Regions from separate parts of the Homo sapiens genome. Here region 1 is linked to region 2. Evidence: chromatin contacts called from ENCODE Hi-C or POLR2A ChIA-PET data. All regions are on one chromosome and are shown on one strand. The core of a region is the stretch at or near the end of the contact, and the rest is flanking DNA. Distances in the headings are between cores, read along the strand shown. Region 1 overlaps ZMIZ1 (zinc finger MIZ-type containing 1). Region 2 overlaps ZMIZ1 (zinc finger MIZ-type containing 1).

Region 1 (6,311 bases), core at 960-3,459, 39 kb before region 2:
GAGTGGCTGGCCTTCTGCAGTCCCTAGGGATCCAGACAGAACCCAGACAGAGCCCCTGTTCTCTAGGAGTCCACAGGTGAGTGGGAGAAGGAATTCATATCAGGCACCCTTCTCAGCTATAAAACTGAGGCCAGTAACTTTTACCTGTTGCTACCAGTAACATTAACTCTTGGAGTTACCCTTGGAGGGCTGGCACATACAGTAAGTGTTTTATGTGCTAGCATCCCTCTTCTTCTCCATCCTGGGTTCCTGGCCTGCAGCACAGAGATAGCAGATGTTTAAGAAATGTTCATGTGTGAGTCAGCAGTCACAGCTGCCCGACTCCTCTCCTTCCTCCAGGGTCTGGACTGAGATGGGCCCACTCCTCTGGAGGTGGAACCTGGGCCAGAGCAGAGCAGCGCTGAGCCAGGCGGGGGCAGGGCTTCATGCGGCCCTGGCTTGGGAGAGCAGGGCTGTCTGGGAGATCCACGGCCCATGGTTGCCACCACACACCTCCCCCAGCCCCTCTCCAAGGGCAGGAAGCCAAAAGCACTCACGCAGAAAACCCTGGCCTGTCTCCCCCACAATAATTCAATCACCTTGGAGACCAGTGGCCCTCTCTCCGGCTGGGCTGACAGATTAGAGCAGGAGGGAAGGAAGCATGCGGGGGTGGGGGAGGGGTGGGGCAGGGATGCCGCTGTGGAGAACTCAGAGCAGGGCTTGAAAAGTGAAGACATGAACCCACCAGGAGGAGATAGCCTTAATCTGTCTTCCATAAAGCTGTCTCAGGGCCACCAAGGATGTCACCAGGGCAGAAGGGGCTGAAGATGGCTCCTCCTGGGACCTCCTTCACCCCCGCCCAGCTGGGCTCCAGCTCCAACTGGTGAGGGGTCAGGGAGGAGGAGAGCTGGATGGGCTTGCAGGTTAAAAGGGGCAGGAACATAGGAGGGGTGATGGTGGAGAGAATGGCGCCTCTGGTAGGCGTCACTCACCAACACACAGTAGGCACTCTGTTCACGACCAACTGAGTAAGGGACTGCGTGGCCACACCTGCAGGTTGTCAGTAAGCAGTGCCTTGGTAGCAGGCTGAAGGGCGGCCATGAGCACTCGAATGGGGCCCATTTGCCCAGTTCACAGATGGGGAGACAGGACAGGTGGGCCAGAGTCACACAGTTAATCAGAGCCACTGGAAGACTTTCTAGCATGAGGGTCCCGGCCAAGCTGCCCTCACCATGAATTATGCTGCAGGGTGGGGGGCATCTCCCCAGAGTCCCCAGCAGCACCCCATCACACCCAGCCCAAGCCAGCAGCAAGCTGCTTGTGATGAGGATACTGCCCTGGCCCCTCCTAAGACCCCACCATGTGGCCATTAAGGATCATGTCTAATAGGAGCACTGAATGACTCTGAAGCCTCCTCGTGACTTAGTCCAAAAGAGAAGAAAAGAAAATTATAAGGTGACCAGAAAGAAACATACTAGAATGATGACCAGGATGACCTCTGGGTGGGAGGACTACAGGGCAGTTTTATTTTTCTTCCTTCACTTTTCTGACTTCCAGACTTTCTGCAGCAAGCATGCATATACTTTACAATAAGGAAAAAAAGGACATTATTAAAGTTTAAAATAAGTCACTTCCACTAAATGTGTGAGATTCTCCATTTACAGGCCAAAGTCAAGCTCATGTTGGGTTAGGCAGCATCTGTGCTTAGGCACCCAGGGCCACACACAAGAGCCTCCTCAGGGACTGCAGGCCCTGTGAGGACATCCCGGGGCAGGAGGCAGGGTCCGGGTCTGCCTTCCCTTGGTGGTGTGTGTTTCGGCAAGTCCTATGCCTCTCTGTGCTCTGCTGATCTCCCCCGGCCCTTCTCACCTCGCAGGGTGGATACGAGGACTAACGGGTCTGGGTGTGCTTGAACTAAACCTGTAAGCCTTTGTCAACTGGGGGCACAGGGCGGCTTCTCCAGTTAGAGGGGTGCTGTCTGGGGCAGAGGGGCAGCTGAGGTGCCTCCAAAGACAGGGCCGAGGAGCCTGGCCTGAACAGCTCCAGGAGGCGAGGCCAGCTTTCATCCCCTGTTTACAGTGGAAACACAGACTTGAAAAGGCTTCACTTTTCCACTGTTTTTGTGGCGGTGCTGTGGGGAGCAGGGCTTCCTGAGAGCGAGGCCAGCTTTCCAAGGCCACACTGAGTCCAGCCCCAACAGGAAACATCATGTTTTCAATTTACAGGTCCCTGCCAGGCGCTGTGAGCAGGCCCACGCTTCACTGGCCCGGCTGTCTGGGGAGAGCAAGCCCAGGCCCTGCTGCAGCTGGGAACCGAGACAGGCCGGGTGGGGTCCCAGGACCCAGGGGGCCTCTTGTGGGATCCCTGAGGGGCCTCATTCCCAGTGCATGGCACAGTTTACACGGTTTTGTCAGCAGCAGATGCACTGGAGACACATTGCCACAAACTCCAATCCCTGGCCTCCTGGAGCTCACATCAGCCAGTCCTACCTTCTTACTGGGTAGATGGGGAAACTGAGGCCCACAGAGAAAAGAGACTTCCCAATGCCATCAGATTATTAGTGAAGAAAGACTGACCTCAACCCAGACTGGCAAATTCCCAACGGGGTTGATGGGCAAAGGGGGACGATGACAGTGATGGCAGCTCACCTCCACTGCACACCTCTCCCAGTCTAGATCCTGCAACCTCCAAAAGCCTTGCTATCAAGCAGGTCCTTGCCAGCCCCTCCTATCCCCAGGTGCTTCTGGGAAATTCTCGGTAAACTGAGCAATGCTTGCAAGAGGGGTGTTCATTCAGCCAGTGTGCACCGAATGTTATGCCAATGGGCTGTGCCTTGGCACCAGGAGGATGGAGGGCTGACTCCCTACCTCCCTGAGCCTCAGGATTCCAGCAGTATGATTGGGAGGGTGACTGGGTTGGACTGTCAGGAAGACCTCGGAGCTCTAAGATCTATGCCTCTCTCCTCCCCTGCCAGACTGTCAGCTCCATGACGCAGACACCCAGTCTCTTGCTCAGAGGCATCCCAAATACTCAGAAGAGCGCTGGTCCATCATAGGTACTAAGTAAACATCTGCTAAATGACTAAGTGGTGGTGGCTGGAGGGGGCTCCACTCACACGGTGGGTTTGGAGAAGCCTGGGAGCTCTCCCCGCTAGCCATATATTAATGACATTTCGAGAGGCAGTTGAAATGGCCCTGGAATGTCATCCTGGCCCGTTGGGCCTCCGGAACACGTGCGGTCTGTGTGGCTGCCCCATCCCCTCCCTCCATTGTGTCCTCCAGCCCCAGCCCAGGATGCACAGTGCCCTCCCTGTGCCCTGGTTTCTCACTTTCTGGGACTCCCTGAGCTCCAGCATTAGACAAAGGGCACATTTTCAGGGAAAATAATCCCTTGTTTGTTTGTTTTATTCACAAACTCTCCCCTCTCTGCCTTTTCCCATCCAGGACATTCCTGCTTTCAAACAGGAGCCACTCTCCAGGCTGGATGATGGCCAGGCTCACACCGGCTCCCAGGAGTCCTGTGGGCTAAGCCCGGAGGGTTTGCTGCAGCCAGGAATGCCGGGGCTGCCTGCAAGGAGTGGGCTCCACACTGTGGCTGCAGGTTGCCTTCCTGCTGGCTGGCCCATGGGGAGTGGGGAGGAACCTGAGCCCAGCCCAAGGATGGGCAGAGATGAGTGGTGTGAAGGGTGTGGTGGCCAGGGGGAGGGACACATACATGCGGGTCTGTAAAAACCTCCACACACACACACACACACACACACACACACACACACACACACACACGCAGAGTGCACAGATTAGAGAAGTCCTCAGAGGCAAGCAAGCACCAAGGTGGAGCCCAGCCCAACCCAGCGATAGAGAGGAGGCCTCCTGCAGGAAGGGTGCCCTCTGGGGTGGTACAACCCAGCTGATCGGGGCAGGACAAACCCAAGTGAGAGACACGATGCCAGACAGACAAAAATGGGTGAGCAAGGAGCACTGGGAAATACAGGCATGATCACGAGAGGAGGCCCACACACAGAAGGAGGCAGAGCCAGAGCCAGAGGCAGACGGGCAGCTGTGGCTGCTAAGAAGCGTGAGGGCAGTGGGACAGAAACAGGTGGGCAGAGGACACCTCGGGGCAGCTGCCCCACCCTGGGCAGACTGCTCGGGGTTTCTTTTGGGTCATGAATTAGCGTAAGGCTTGCTGCCACCAGTGGTCTCCCTCCCTATCTGGGTGCTATGATACCAATGTCTAAGACAGGCCACTGAGTCCCCACTGGCTCCTTGCGAGGACCCCCTTGCTCTGTACCTGTGAAGCCTGGTGAGGTGACCTGGAAGGTACACATTGGCTCTTCTCTTTCCTAGCTGGCTCCAACCCTCAGCCTCAGCTCACGCTCAGAGAGAGGCCTGGGAGGAAGGTCAAAGACACACAATGGAAGGAGGAAAGCCCCCATGGAGGGCAGGTGTCACCTGGGGATGCTGCGCCCTCCTCTGCAATGGCCTGGGCTTCTTCGGGCAAAGCCCCTTATGTCCTCAGTTTCTCCCATCCAAAGGGGGTGGGACTGTTGGACCCTCGGATCCCCCAGCCTCTGGCATCCAGAGTTTTACACTGAGCCTGCATCTTGTGTGTGTCACGTGTTTTCTGTGCACTCCTCCCCCAAACTCAGCCACATTTCTGAATTAACACTTTGAGCTCTTCTATGCCCCACACCAACTGGGCTTGGATTTTAAAGACCAGACTTGCAAAAGGACATCTCAGCTACAAAGGGGATTCCCAACATGAGCATCCCTTCCCTGCCAGCACCCAGGGGAGCAGAGCCACTCTCCTGACAGTGTTTGGTCTCTGTCCTCTGACATGCTAGGTTTCTATGAAAACTCAGTGAGAAATGGCACACAGTCATTCTACAGATCAAAACCCTCACCGGCTCCCCACTGCCCATCAAATGGAGGTGCAATCTACTGGCAGGGCCTCACCACCTGCCACTTCTCCTACTCATCCCTTTGGAGCCGACAACTGGGAGTCCAGGGATTGGCGTGCCTTTGTCTTCACTAACTCTCTTCTGTCCAGTTGGTCACGGCCCTTCCCTGCCCCTCCCAGTGGGAGCTGTGTGTCCCCGGTGTCCCCGACGCTGACCCCACCCTGGCTGAGAGAACTGTCCTGGGTGATGCTGAGAAGGGCTCCAAGCTGCAATCTAATATGGGCAGGCCTGCCCCAAAGCTGGTGGGTGCAACCTGTGCTGGCCGCTTCAGCAATCCCAGTGGGATCTGAGGAATGCACCCACGATGCACCTCACCCTCCAAGCACCCAGCAAGTGGGCCCCATGAAGCAATCTGAGGATGAGCAAGAGCCCTTGGGAGGTCAGGGAACCTGAAGTTTACAGACCAGCTCCATCGGAAACAAATTCTGACATGCCCTCCAAGAAGCTTCCCTGATCTTTCTGGTTGGCAGGGGTCTCGGTCCCTTGGGGTGGATGCTCTGTGCCAGGGTCTGGCTGAGGGTTCAGGCTTGAAAGTTAGATGGAGCCGCGTTCAAATTCTAATCCTACCTCCCAGTGGCTGTGTGATCACGAGCATATTACCTAGCGTCTCTGTTCTTCAGTTTACTCATACTTGAAACAGATTTCTATGAAGATTAAATTAGATAATACATATAAAATGACTGGGGTAAGTGCTAATTAACACAGCTACCATTAAGATTCCCCCAACACATAACACACACTCTACAGGATAACATAGTGATTAACAGCAAAGATTTGGTCTTAAATCCTGGCTGGGTAGTCTTAGGCAGGTCCCTTGCTCTCTGTCTGTTGATCAAGGTATATTCTCAAAATTCTTCCTCATTACACTCCTGGAGAAGCCACCCCGCCCCCTGCTCCCCGCCCCACTGTCCACTGTCCTCTGTGGCCTAAGGGGCTTCCTAGCAACAGGGACACTAGGCTGCCCTTGGACCCTTTGGTCCTAATCTGCTCTCAGAGCCTCTAGGCCAGGGACATCCAATCTTTTGGCTTCCCTGGGCCACATTGGAAGAATTGTCTTGGGTCACACATAAAATACACTCACAACAGCTGATGAGCTAAAAAAAAGAAAAAAGTTCGCAAAAAAATCTCATCATGTTTTAAGAAAGTTTACGAATTTATGTTGGGCCACATTCAAAGTCGTCCTGAGCCACGTGTGGCCCATGGGTCACGGGTTGGACAAGCTTGCCCTAGGCCAGTGCCACCTCCCAGGAGTTCCTCAGCCCAGAGCCCTCCCTGATACAGCCAAGCAGGCCCTGAGCAGCCCAGGCCCCAGGGTGTCCAGGGTCAGCTCATTCTTGGTGCAGAGCCAGCAGATTTGGAAAAATCATATTGT
Region 2 (6,167 bases), core at 1,068-3,567:
GCTGCCACAAAGGAGACCACAGCCACATCCCCAGTGAAGCACATCTCCAGCCAGGTCTGCTTTGGAAAATCCTCCCTTCTCAAGCCCCACATGGCACTGTGGACCTCGTAGCCTTAGAATCCAGCATCCACAAAGGCTGGGACCCCTGGCTACAGCCCTAGAGTTCCAACTGAGCCAGGCTGCTAAGATGGCTCAACCAAATCAGACACAACTGACTCACAGAATCCTTGAGAACTGAGGTAAGTACAGGACCTGAGCCCAGTGCCCCATTTTGGAGACAGACAAACTGACACCCAGAAGCCTTTTCTGGCAGTATGAGCACCACACAAGGAGTTATAGAGAGGCCCTGCAGCCAGGCCCAGGAAAGGCTGTGAGAAGCAGCTGAAAACCCTCAGCTCTGGTCCAGCCACAGCACTTCTGGGCTGCTAGGGCTTGCCCCTGCCCAGGCTTAGGCAAAGGTGATGGTATGGCCTGGGCATCGGGGGCTGGTGTTACCTTTCGGGGTATGGCAGCTCAGTGAAAAACAGCGGCTCCTCTCCTCACACCCCTTGCAGCATTGGTCCGACGCCAACGGGCCTCCTCCTCTTCCTCCTGGGTACACAGGGGAGAGATGAGACGTGTGTGAGAGCAGGCCGGTGTGCCGTCCACTCCCCTCCCACCTCTGTCCCTGCCGCCAAGCTAATCTCAGCGGCCTCTTGGGTCACTTAAGCACACCCCGGGATGCCTGATTTATCAGAGCTGGCTGTGTCTTCCCCGCCCAGCCACACTCCAACCAGCAAGCCAATTCCTCCTAGTGGGATTTTGAAAAATATATAAATATAAGTTTTGTTTCTTCCAGGACTGGGGACTTTGTGTTGTCTTTCTCTTCTTAGTAGGAAAAGCAGAACAGCATCACTTTCCTGTACGGCCCCCAGGCAGGGTGACAGGGAGAAGCTGTCGGGGGTATTTTTAGCCGGGTGTACAAAGCCCTTGCCGTGGCCTCCTCTCTGCGCCGTGCCTGGCTTCGGGGAATTATCTCACACGGCCGGCCGGCAGCCACTTCCAAAGCCACTCTGTGACCCCTGCCTGAATTCTTTCCTCATTATGAATTGCTCACCAGATCCCTGACCAACACTCGGAGCCATTTTATGTGTGTACGCACCTCGGGAAAACCAGCTCACTCCCTTGCCCCTCCTACAAGGTTCAGGGCTGGCTGTTTTGCTTATAACTGGGAGAGGAGGCCCAGATGCAGAGTTTAAAGCAGAAAAGAGTCCTGGTGATGAGTTAGATTGTGCTCCCCAAACTTCAGCTCTTCCTCCACGCTCTTTAGGATTCTTGGTCTGAGCTGAGATCTACCTGTGTGATGACTTAATTTAATGTTCACCTTCCACTCACTTTTTTTTTAAGCTCCAATAAATCTGGCCTTGTCCAAAGCAATCATGCCCTTGAAATAATTGATTTGATAGGCTAGTTATATATTTCTGATACTCTTTAATAAATTGTAACTAGTAAAACAAAAATGTATGTCCTGTTGGGTACTATCTAATTCTAGAATCTTGCTGTAGACTACCAGATTTACCTGGGCCAAGCTTTGGCAAACGTTGTGCAGAAGAAGAGGGAGAGGCATGGAGGAGGGGCGGGCTGGCTGATGGGGCCCAAGAACTGGTCATTGTATCAGGCCAAGGGATGTAAGGGGTCAGAGCCATGGTGTGCTGCAGCCTTTAGTACTGTCTCTCTTTCTAGCACTGGGCAAGACCATTTTTGGCCCCACACTTGAACTAGGCTGGGAGGATCTAGGTGGGATGGGCACGAAGCATCTTGGGGACGGGGTGTCCCAAAGGAGGGCCAGCCCAAGGCCCAGGGCCCAAAATGGCGTCTTTCCCAGCATTCTCTGAGGCCTCTGGTTCACTCTGCCCCTCCGGTCAGGCTCCTTTTGGCTGGAGTGGGTCCACAGAGGCCAGAAGGCGAATCCCCTTTCTAGGTAGATCTGGAGGCGCAGAACATTCCCCTGAGCCCTACAACCTATGCTCTTGGCGCTCTGACCCTGTGGGCTCCTGGGGGCCTTGCACTGCCTCTGGGCCTCTGCCTCCCTGTGTGTGCTTTGAGAGGAGGCTGGCAATGGTGGGCACCCCGCAGCACTGGGGCCTCACTGCTGCTCTCTGTCCTTTCCCACTCTGCCCACAGGTTGGAGACCCTGGCTGGGCCCCTGGCCCAGTGCCCGCCGCCTGCCCCTCCCGCTGAGAACAGGATGTGGGTGTCAGGAGGTGAAGGAGAGTGTGGGGGTCGGGATGGGGAGTGGCCTCGGGACGGGACTTCCTGAAGCCAGATCGGTTTACCACAGTCAGTTGGGCCCAGGACCGCACAGCTGTGAGTTATAAATGTCCCTGTCAGAGCCCGGGCCGAGAGGCCCTGCTGCTGGCAGAGGCGCCAGGGCCCACAGCGCCCACCCTAGGAGCACCCCCCCCCCAGCCGAGGGCCCGTCCTCTCAGAGGTCCTCCCCCAGGGTCCAGCCCTCACGACCTCTGGGCTCTCCTGCCTCCTCTCGGAGAGAGATGGGTCTAGTACAGCCTTCCCCTGCTCACCCCTAGCCCTTCCAGGTGCAAATCTTGTGGTCCCAGTTACCGGGAGAGCTCCCAGAGGGCAAGGACCATTCTGGGTCTGCACCCGGCAGGAACCTGAAGCTTGGTGCACAGCCAGCCACTCAACGACCACTGTAGGGGTGACTGTTCCAACTCAGCAGCCTGCTTCCCACGGCCCCACCCGCCCCTGCCTGTCCACCAGGGCACATACCGAGGGGGAGTGGGAAGGGAGAGGGGCCTGGCCTGCCACACCTAGTCCGGGTGAGTAGGAGCAGCAGGGCTGGCCACTAAGCCTCTGGGCACAGGGCTCTGTGTCCTGCATATGCAGAGAAGACTCCTTCAGAGACCTTCCCTGAGGTACCCATTTTCCTTTGTCTGCTCCCTCAGAGCTCCCTCCATCTGGGGTGTGAAGTGTAGACTACAGCTCAGAGGCCAGCCTGCACATAACACCGCTGTCCATAGGGTGAGAAGACAGGTCCCTGGGACCCCAAGGCTGGGCCATCCTGTCAGGACCACCAAAGTGGGCAGCACAGGGCTGGGCCACAGAAATACAATCACAATAACAGAAACAATCAGGAACAGCTCAGGTTGCAGGGCCTGAGGCTTATACAATTTTGGAGGCCCTGTTTTAAAAATTATTTAACATTACAAATATATATTTAGAATCAGAAAAGAAATCACAACAAATTCCTATATTCTTAGGAATCCATGCCCCTTTCTCATGAGGCCCCTGTTTAACAGTTTACCAGAAATACTTACATAGAAATGTTCCTGTTTGCAAACTGCTGCCCCTCCCACCTAGAACACTCTATAGCTCCCAGCAATTCCCAGCCTTCACCAGGGCTGTGCCCAGGAGAGGCCAGGATGCCTAATCTTCATGTGCTTCCCTGTAAGCCTCCCTCTAATCATAATAAGAGTGATGAAATGGATAGTGATATTTAACCTTTAGCTGTACTGTTCTAAGCACTTTATGTAAATTAATCCACTTAATCTTACCACAACCTATGAGGTCAGTACTATAACCAATTTTTAAAGATGAGGAAACAGAAGGTTAAGAAACCAGTCCAAGGTCACACAACCAAGATGTGAACCCAGACAGCCTGGCAGGGATGCCATTGCCAGCCCTTCACCACTTCTCTCCACCTCCCTCAAGTGACCAGAAGGGTCTCCTTCCCTGAGAGGCTTCAACAGCAGCAGCAACCTAGGGCTGACTCTGAGTAGGCCCCCTTCTGATGAAATAATTCATTCATTCCACACAGATGCACTGAGCACCCAGCACACCCCAAGATCTCGGCAGGAAACAGGGGCCTCCTGTTTACCTCACCCTGCCCAAGGCAGGGCTGGGGTCCTTGCCACAGACAGAAGTGGGCACCATCTTGACTTCCTGGGACAGGCTGGGGGGTCCTAGAGACGAGCTGGGCCTGCCCCAAGGAGACCCTGGAGGGTGGGGAGAGGGGGAAGGTTTGCCAAAAGTCACATGGCCTGTTGTCCAATTCTCTCATTTTACAGATAAGAAAAGGTGGCCTGGAGACGAGTGACTTCCTGAGGGTCCCCTGAGAGTGGTGACCTACATGAGTTCTGAGACTATCCTTCTGGAGGGGTGGGGCAGATCCTGGAGGACTGGGGTGGCCAAGGCCAGGCCTGGGGGAGGAGGCAGGTGCCTTTTGGCCCCCTAGGAGCAGTGCCTTTGTTTTCTCTCTTTGTTTTCCATCTGCCCTCAGCCCCAGCGGCCTTCCCAGCTTCCCCTGATTGTGTACAGGGCGATAAAGGGGCTGATGAGAGGGAGATCTCTGGCGGCACAGACACAGCGGCGGCGGGTGGGTGGGTGGCCGAGAGGGCCCCTGGAACTGGGCTCACTGCCGGCTGTACTGAGTCTTCCTTTGAGGGACACTTTGCACATGACCCTCAGAACCCTTTCAGCACAACTGTCCCCATCTTATAGAGGAGGAGACTGACGCTTTGGGAAGCAGCAGCCAGGCCTGGAACCCTGGCCCTTGGACCCCAAAGCCTTGGGGATCTCCAATGGGCCAATGGGCCACGCTGACCCTGACCCTTAGCTCTCTGGCCACCCAGACAACACCTGGCCTTGTCAAAGCTGTTATCCCTTTAACTCGAGAACTGGGCATTTTCAGATTGGCCAGGAAGAAAGAGAACAGGGGCCAGTCAGTGTCTCACCTATCAATGCCAGGGGAAACAGGTGCACCGCATGTCCATGTGAAGTGACACACTCGCAACTGGTGGCTTGGTGGGAAATGGGGTAATGTCCAACCTCCTGGCCTCCCCCAACAGAGTCCCAGTGAAACTACCTTTAGGAGGACAAATGACTGCTCTCTTGTGGGCTAATTCTGACCAACTGCAGGGCTGGGGAGAGAAGGGCACAATCTGAGGGCACCATCTGCCCAGTCATGGGATGGGGCAGTGGTGGCTGCAGACCTGGCCCACCTTGCCCCAGGTCACTGCTGACCCTGACCTCAACTGCCTGGCCTCCTGACCTGGTCTTCTCAGACCCTCCTCAAGTTATCAAATAACCCACCTTATTAGGTACTGTAAGCCGTGTCCATATTCCATCTTAATTCTTTATGTACTTAAAAATGTATCAACCAGGTGCAGTGGATCATGCCTGTAATCCTAGCACTTTGGAGGCGGAGGCGGGCAGATCACCTGAGGTCAGGAGTTCGAGACCAGCCTGACCAACCTGGTGAAACCACTTCTCTATTAAAAATACAAAATTAGCTGGGTGTGGTGGCGCATGCCTGTAATCCCAGCTACTCGGGAGGCTGAGACAGGAGAATCACTTGAACCCGGGAGGCAGAGGTTGCAGTGAGCCAAGATAGCACCAGCCTGGGCAACAAGAGCGAAACTCCATCTCAAAAAAAAAAACTATTTAATTATTTATATCACTTTAAACCAATTACTTTTTTTTTTACTTAGCCTCATCAAAAGCACTATGATCTGTGAAATCATGGGTTTGATGTATTAATTATATTTTTTTCCTTAGTTACATGAACATACATACATAGTGTTAAAATTTGACACCCTCACATGTGTCCGGATAGCCCACAGGGTGCAAGGCCAGTCCTGGGGAAGTCTCAATCCAGGTTGGGAGAAAGCCTAGCTAAGTGCAGTCAGGGTGCCGTGGGGCAAAGCCCAGGGCTGCCCAGGGAAGTAGAAGGAGGTGGAGGTTTTCAGAAGGGTACACAGAGGGTTCAGTTTGGGCCATGGGCTAAGTGCTCCTTTCCTCTGCATGAGTTGGAGTCTGGTCCTCATAGTTCTCCAGCAGCAGATAAAGCCACCTCCCTGCAAATTCCTCCTGACAACAGCATACAACAGTGGGATGGGCACTGGAGTCCAGTCTAGAATAGCAGTCTGACTCTGTCCCTGGTCACTGTTTTGCTGGGAAGTGCTAGGCCTCTCTGGGCCTCAGTTTCTCCATCTATACAGAAGCGGTGAGTGAGCCACAGGTTCCTCCCAGCTCCACCAATCAGACTGCAGCACCTTCCCCCTACCCCGCCCTGAGCCCCAGTGGCATCTGGTGCTCCTGGTGACCCCGGGCTTCAGACAGGCCCTCGAACCCCCCAGGTGGGCCTCCCTTGACCCCTTCCTCCCATA

The links. A loop is a pair of places that touch in the nucleus more often than their neighbours do. ChIA-PET counts read pairs that join two places held with the same protein, here RNA polymerase II (POLR2A). Pooled maps may share reads with other maps.
Region 1: a loop to region 2 is called in a map of endothelial cell of hepatic sinusoid, with 3 times the contacts of the local background. The contact joins two enhancer-like sites. A Hi-C loop is called at or near these places in 9 of 168 maps with a recorded cell type or tissue (HepG2, K562, PC-3 and 6 more), 2 of 37 single-sample maps with no recorded cell type and 6 of 50 pooled maps. POLR2A ChIA-PET finds 5 or more read pairs at or near these places in 7 of 52 experiments (AG04450, H1, IMR-90 and 4 more).

What each region holds. Positions count from the first base shown.
Region 1 is chr10:79,173,034-79,179,344 of GRCh38, reverse strand. All of the region lies in intron 4 of ZMIZ1 (zinc finger MIZ-type containing 1), which reads right to left. Among named protein-coding and RNA genes, the nearest start is that of ZMIZ1, 110 kb to the right of the region's middle. RefSeq lists enhancers at 289-905, 906-1,522. Within about 2 kb of position 2,209, at least 15 of the 41 ENCODE cell types and tissues checked have a DNase peak (open chromatin) inside an H3K27ac peak, as active enhancers do; they include IMR-90 and heart left ventricle, where a contact is called at or near this core.
Region 2 is chr10:79,134,106-79,140,272 of GRCh38, reverse strand. ZMIZ1 (zinc finger MIZ-type containing 1) reads right to left here. Exons shown (of 25, transcript NM_020338.4): 3 at 496-591. Among named protein-coding and RNA genes, the nearest start is that of ZMIZ1, 68 kb to the right of the region's middle. RefSeq lists a silencer at 2,396-2,555, a cis regulatory region at 2,141-2,641 and an enhancer at 2,346-3,026. Within about 2 kb of position 2,317, at least 19 of the 41 ENCODE cell types and tissues checked have a DNase peak (open chromatin) inside an H3K27ac peak, as active enhancers do; they include IMR-90 and heart left ventricle, where a contact is called at or near this core.